Linked DNA regions of Homo sapiens: region 1 is linked to region 2. Evidence: chromatin loops called from intact Hi-C (ENCODE). Cell type or tissue: OCI-LY7. All regions are shown on one strand. Links, peaks and the distances in the headings refer to the core of each region. The heading gives the core; the rest is flanking DNA.

Region 1 (2,900 bases), core at 293-2,792, 240 kb after region 2:
CCAGGGACCTTTTCTACCAAAAGGGAATGCCTGTGGCTTTCCCCGGTGCATTTTCTGGGGGATTGAATGCTTGTTCTAAGTTAGCTTGTGACTGACCTGCTCACATCCTCCCCTGCACTCCTGCAGACCTGGGGCTCCCGCCTCCTGATTGATAAATGACATACCCTTTGAACAGCTAACATTTCTGAATGAATAGCTAAAATAAGGAAGTAACTACAATAGAATCGACCCCATTTTTCTACCTGGCTCCTTAGAAGATGGCTGAGAATGCCCTCCTGGCTCAGGCTCCCATGCTGTGCACAGACATTTTTTCTAGAATTCTGAGGCCCTGTGGGCTGTTTGCCTTCTACTTTAGGAACATCCTAACGGGTGGCTGCTAAAAAACCCCAAGAGGAATCCTCACAGAATGTTCCATAAAACATACTGCAATGACCACAGGGGCCCCAGGCGTGGGACCAACAAATTGGCGGTGTTGAAACAGTGACTCTACGGCTGCCCACTGCTGGTGACTCAAGGCATGCCTGTTTCCGGGTCCAGGCAGGTGTGGAAGGAGCTGACACCCCACACGGAAGCCCCTTTGCCTCTGTACAAGGCTACTGAGGCCAGATGAGGCTGCGGCCTGCTCTCTGTCCCACCGCCCCATGGCCTGCCCTTGACCCTGGCTGCAGTCCCTCTGTCCACCCCTACTGCATGGGAGAAGCCTGTTGACAGCCAGGGCTCTTCCCACAACCTCTTCCTGCTGTTTGAGAAAGAACATAAACAACACTAGACAAACCAATGCATTTTAAGAAAATGCAGCCTCAGCTGGTTGATACTCATTCGTTCCTAAGGGCAGCTGGGTCTCTGGGCAGGCACTGTTCCCAGGGAATCCAGGACCCATGCTCTGTCCTCCTTCTAAGCTACCTGAGACCTCGGTGGCCCTCCTGTGGCCTCCAAGAGCCCTGGTTGTCTTGGGTATAAAATGGGAATGAGTACTACACTGGCCCGTTTTGGAGGTCTGGAGGGGACCCTTGCTGTGGGTTCTAGTCCAACTCTCAGCCTGAGGTTTCTGGACTCAGGGCTGGGACCCCAAGGGGTCTGAAAATTGCACATAGGAGGGTGGCTTGGTGGCGGTCACCATCATATAGTTTAAATCTTCCCTGTGGGACAGCCCCCAGGATGCCAAGATGCTGGGAGGTGGCCGCAGGCAGGAAGGGCTGGCCTTGCACACTGGTGCCCCCTGCAGGCCGCCCTGCCCACCCAGCAGGTGCTGCCGCCAGCACACACAAGCCAAGCAGGCCCCAGACTCTGTAAATGGGGCCAGGCGGGTGGGAAGGAGCCGGCCAGACCCGCCGGGTGGGGAGAGTTGGGGATGGGTCCTGCTCTGCACTGGTCAACCCGCTAACCAATCAGTCAGCAACAGGCATTTTAGCAGGCACCCTCTGTTTGCCTAGCGCATCTGCTTTGGGATAACAAAGCTGGAAGGAATGTCTGAAATGACTTCTAACCTCTCCATGTTTTATGGGTGAGGAAGCCACCATCAGGGTAGAAGGCCTGGCCTGAGGTCGCCCAGCCAGGGAAAGGCAGGGCTGGGGCTCCCCACCGGATCTCCTGCAGCCCAGAGCACCTCCTCCCACGCCGAGCCTTTAAATCCTCAGCTTCTGGTTCCCTGTTTGGGATAAACAACTGCCAGATTGCAGACAGAGCAGCTCCCATCTTCTCTTCCCACCCGCAGTGGGTTCCAGCCTCTCCCTAGTCCTAGACCTCCTTGCAACCTTCACAGGCTCAAGGCACTTGAGGGGCTGTGCGAGGCAGACAGAGGTGCCACAGGCTCTGCTGGAGAGGGCCTGGTGCCTGGCTGGGGAGACCTGACCCACAGACCACACCCGACCCAGTGCCCTCGTTTCCCCTATGGGGATGCTGAGGCTCAGACGGTGACATTAGTTGAGGGGCTGGCTTCAGACTTTCTGCCTCCTGCTCCACCACTTGAGGGAGGGGAGGAAAAGGGGCTTCTGCAGAGGGGAGTGAGGTGAAAGCAGCAAGTGTTGCTGTGCAGACCCGCCCCATGGCAGCCTCCTGCACAACCCTGCTCTGGCTCCTGCAGAGCTCCTGGGGGTGGCATCATGCTCCCCCTCCCCCACAGCGAGCACTGCACCTCTGTGCCTGGTTGGGCGGTGGGCGCCCATCTCCATATAGCTCTGGAAGCAGCTGGTGCACAAAGAGGGGCTGGTTGGGGCACATGGGGGCATATGGAGGTGGGCATCCCTACCCTCTCCTACAAGGCAGTAACCTCACCAGGGAGGGGTGGCGGGTATCTTCTGGCCTCAGATGCCAGGCCCTTGGTGCCACACCACCTGCCTCAGCAAAACCCCAGGGTTCAGAGGCCCTGGAGCCTGGCCAGGGTCGCAGATTCAGCAGCCCACTCTGCCACCTGCAAAAGACGGCCCAAGGCTGGCAGGAAACTCACGCCTCTTGAGGTAGAAGTTTTAGTTTTGGATGAAAATATGGTCTTGGCCTGAAATGGCAAGAAGCAGGCGCCAGCAAAATGAACGGGCCAGTGTGGTTACAGTGACCTGGGGTCACGGCCCGGCTGGGCAGCCTCAGCCCTGGGCTTGCTGATTGACACCCTCCGCCAGGCTGGCGGTACCTCCTTCCCCAATCCTCCTCTGCAACCCCCAGTCCCTCAAAGGGTCCTGCCACTTACAGATCCTCTTGTTGTCTTCCTTCCACCCAGATCCTGCCTCTTCCTTCATGCTTCCTCCTCCAGGAAGCCTTCCTCAACCTACTCCACTTACAGGGCTTGCCCCTTCCTCTGATGTTCCTAAACTGCCCTCTGGCTGAGCTGGCCCTGCCCCCCTTTATGTGTCAGGCAGAGGCCAGTGCCTGTTTCACTGGGGTTTCACAGTACTGAGCTCAGGGAA
Region 2 (2,900 bases), core at 249-2,748:
GCCTGAAAAGAGGGAAGGCAGCATCATAGAGGGGCTGAAGAACATGGACCCCGGAGACAGACCACCTGGGTTCCAATCACACTCCAGCACGTACTGGCTGTGGGACCTCTCAGGGCCTCCATTTCCTTATCTATAAAATGGAGGTAATAATTGATGTTCACGCAAAGCTGTTACGAAGATTAAGCCCGTGCTGCAAGGTGGCGCCCTCAGAGCAGAGCCTGATGCATCCATGGTCCATGCCTCACAGGTGTGTGTTGCTGGAAGTGTTATCCCGAGGGGAGCTCCTAAGAGGCAAGGCATGGGCACGCCTGTGGGAGGGGAGGCGGGAGCCCAGGGAAGGGAGAGCCTGCAGCCTCGGGGGTGGGTGGTGCAGGCCTTCCAGGGGCCAGGGCAGCCTCCACGTGCAACGTCACATTTCATCTGTGCCTCAAAGTCCATATGGGGGAGATCCAGCTTGGGGACACCATGAGCAAGGGCTTGGTCAGCCCCAAATCAAGGCAGGTTCAGAGAATGGGAAGTGGCTCCACTCAGCTGAGGCCATGGCCAGTGGAGAGGGTGGCCCCAGCCCTGGCCCAGTGGGTCCTAGTTAGGGCTGTGATGATGATTTTGATATTTGAGAACATGTGGCAGGCCCAGCAAAGTGGTTTCAGGTCAGCTCTTCCATTCCAAGCCCATTCCCCTGCCCAACAGTCACTCCTTTACTTCACTGTTGCCATCCTTAAACAGGGCAGAGGCCGTGTGAGCCCATTAGGACACAGGTGTGAAATAACTCCCCAAGAGGCTGTGTGTAATCCCAGTACTTTGGGAGACCATGGCGGGAGGATCACTTGAGCCCAGGAGTTCAAGACCAACCTAAGCAACATAGTGAGATCTTGCCACTAAAAAGCATTTTAAAATCTAGCTGGGTGTGGTGGCACACACCTATATTTCCAGGAGGCTGAGGCGGGAGGATTGCTTGAGCCCAGGATGTCGAGGCTACAGTGGGCTATGATCATACCATTGTACTCCAGGCTAGGTGACAGAGCAAGACCCACCTCTTTTAAAAAAAAAAAAAAAAAAAGGCTGTGTGGACCCAAGTATGCATGCGTGTGCATGTATGTGTGTGTCTGCATGTGTGTGCACGTGCGTGTGTATGTGTCTGTGTGTAACAATCAGGGCCATCACGTTGTGGTCCAGCCAGCATGTCAAGTCTGTGTGTGGGGCGCCCTCTGCAGTTAAGCAGTGCACAACCCATGCAGCTGTACCTGGCAGCCCTGAGTGTGGACTGTGGGACCGTCTGCTAGGTAACCTCCCTGACGCCAGGCCCAGGCCCCGCCTCCCAGCCCCTCATGCCCTGCCTGCGGGAGCTACAAACCTGAGCTCACCACTCTACAGGCTCTTTTCCCTCTGGTGAGGCTGCTCCCTGGGTCTCTGGTCCTGGCATGCTCCTCCTGCAGATGCTGTGGGGACAGCAAGGTGTAGGGCGGTGTGACCTTGGCTCTGAGACTGGCTAGGCCCCTCCTCTGTTACCTGAGTCATGGAATTCTCCAGAAGTGGGCAGGGCTGAGCCCTGGAGCCAGGAGAGGTGAGGTCATGGGTTTTGTCTACCATGGGCCCTGCCATCAGGCAGGGAAGGGTGTGTCCCCTCCGTGGGGCGTGGCGGCTGAACCCAGGTTTCCCGGAGCTCCTGGCTTTGACCTAAGCCTGAGCGTCCCTCCCACAGGCCGGAGCTCTCTCGTTGGTGCTGCACCTCCATCCGGGGCTACATGTCCCCTCCACCTTTCTCACCCAACACTGGACGGCAGGGAAGCCCTGTGAGGGAAGAGGGGGTGAGTTAGGGCCCCTGGGGGCTGCGTGCTGCAGATGGAGGTGGGGGACCACACTAGCTGTGCGCTTTGCCTGGAGAGGTGGGGATGGGATGTCCTGGTGAAGGGCTAGAGGGGTAGCCAGGGCCCAGCTGTGGCAGTGGGGGCAGTGGCACTGGACTCCAGTGTGGTGACCATGCCGGCCCTGGAGGGGTCTGAGCCGGGGCATGGCTTGGCAAAGGTCATGGTGGAACTGGACAGCTGTGTGGGAGCGGAGGGGAGGCCAGGGTAGGCAGGGCCCTCACAGGCAATTGCAGCCAGGCCCTGACGACTGCAAGGGTTCCCATGCGGGATCCGGGACCCACACTGGACGAGCCCCCTGCCACTCTCCACACACTTCACCCAGTCTCAGTCACTCTCCCACCAGCTCCGAAACAGAGGGGAAACTGAGGCCTCAGGAGGTAGCTCTGGGCCCCAGCTCACACAGGGACTGCAGGGGCTTGGACCCAGCTTCCCCAGCTCCAGAGCCAGCGCCTCTTTCCCCTTGCCCGCCACGCGGCCGCCTCTGTCCGTGCTGGTGGGATTTGATTCCAGGTGATGGCCTCAGGCTGGGCGCCTGGGAGGATGTCAGTGGAGGGGGTGGTGCGTTTTGGGGCCGAGGGGAGGTGAGGAGGCTGTTTTCAGGCATGCCGAGTCTGTAGTGGGGATGACACATCCCTGTGGACATGCAGAAACCACCGGAGACATAGGTCTGGACTCGGGAGAGGCCATGACTGGGGCTTCCAATGTCAGCTCCCCAGAGGCAAGAAAGACAACTTCAGGCCACCTGAGCCTTCAGGGGATTCAGAGAGCAGAGGTGCCAGGATGGGGGAATGGGGGTAGGGTCTGGGTTGCCAGACTTCCACCCCAAACCACAGCAAGCCACCACCAGGGAGCCTGGTTTGGGGTCTGTGACGATCTATAGAAGGGGTGAGGGTGGAAGAGGCATGGGGCACAGGGTGAGGGGCAAAGGGCAGCCTCCCTGGGTGGAGAAGAAGGCCGGGGGTGGGGGAGTCTGCATATCCACCCAAGTCCCCTGTCCCTAGGGCTGGCCACGATTCCTCCTGCCCCAGAGCT

The links. Hi-C counts contacts between places; a loop is a spot of excess contacts. Peaks named below come from ENCODE experiments on the same cell type or tissue, not always from the same donor. Only the 100,000 strongest peaks of a DNase experiment are listed, where the experiment ranks them.
Region 1: a loop joins it to region 2, with 4 times the contacts of the local background. A loop is called at or near these places in 4 of 110 quality-filtered maps.

What each region holds. Positions count from the first base shown.
Region 1 is chr18:48,775,573-48,778,472 of GRCh38, reverse strand. The region is part of intron 9 of CTIF (cap binding complex dependent translation initiation factor); the gene reads right to left. It overlaps LOC107985147 (a long non-coding RNA gene), which reads right to left. Exons shown (of 2, transcript XR_001753444.2): 1 at 2,684-2,900; 2 at 1-1,648. Among named protein-coding and RNA genes, the nearest start is that of CTIF-AS1, 65 kb to the left of the region's middle. RefSeq lists enhancers at 1-175, 1,411-1,911, 1,912-2,412. In OCI-LY7, for the core only: CTCF peaks have their summits at 1,028 and 1,232 (motif pointing left); a DNase peak (open chromatin) is centred at 1,232.
Region 2 is chr18:49,020,312-49,023,211 of GRCh38, reverse strand. No RefSeq gene overlaps it. Among named protein-coding and RNA genes, the nearest start is that of DYM-AS1, 1.9 kb to the left of the region's middle. In OCI-LY7, for the core only: CTCF peaks have their summits at 306 and 1,193 (motif pointing left); a DNase peak (open chromatin) is centred at 1,211; H3K4me3 peaks cover 1,293 bases; H3K27ac peaks cover 927 bases.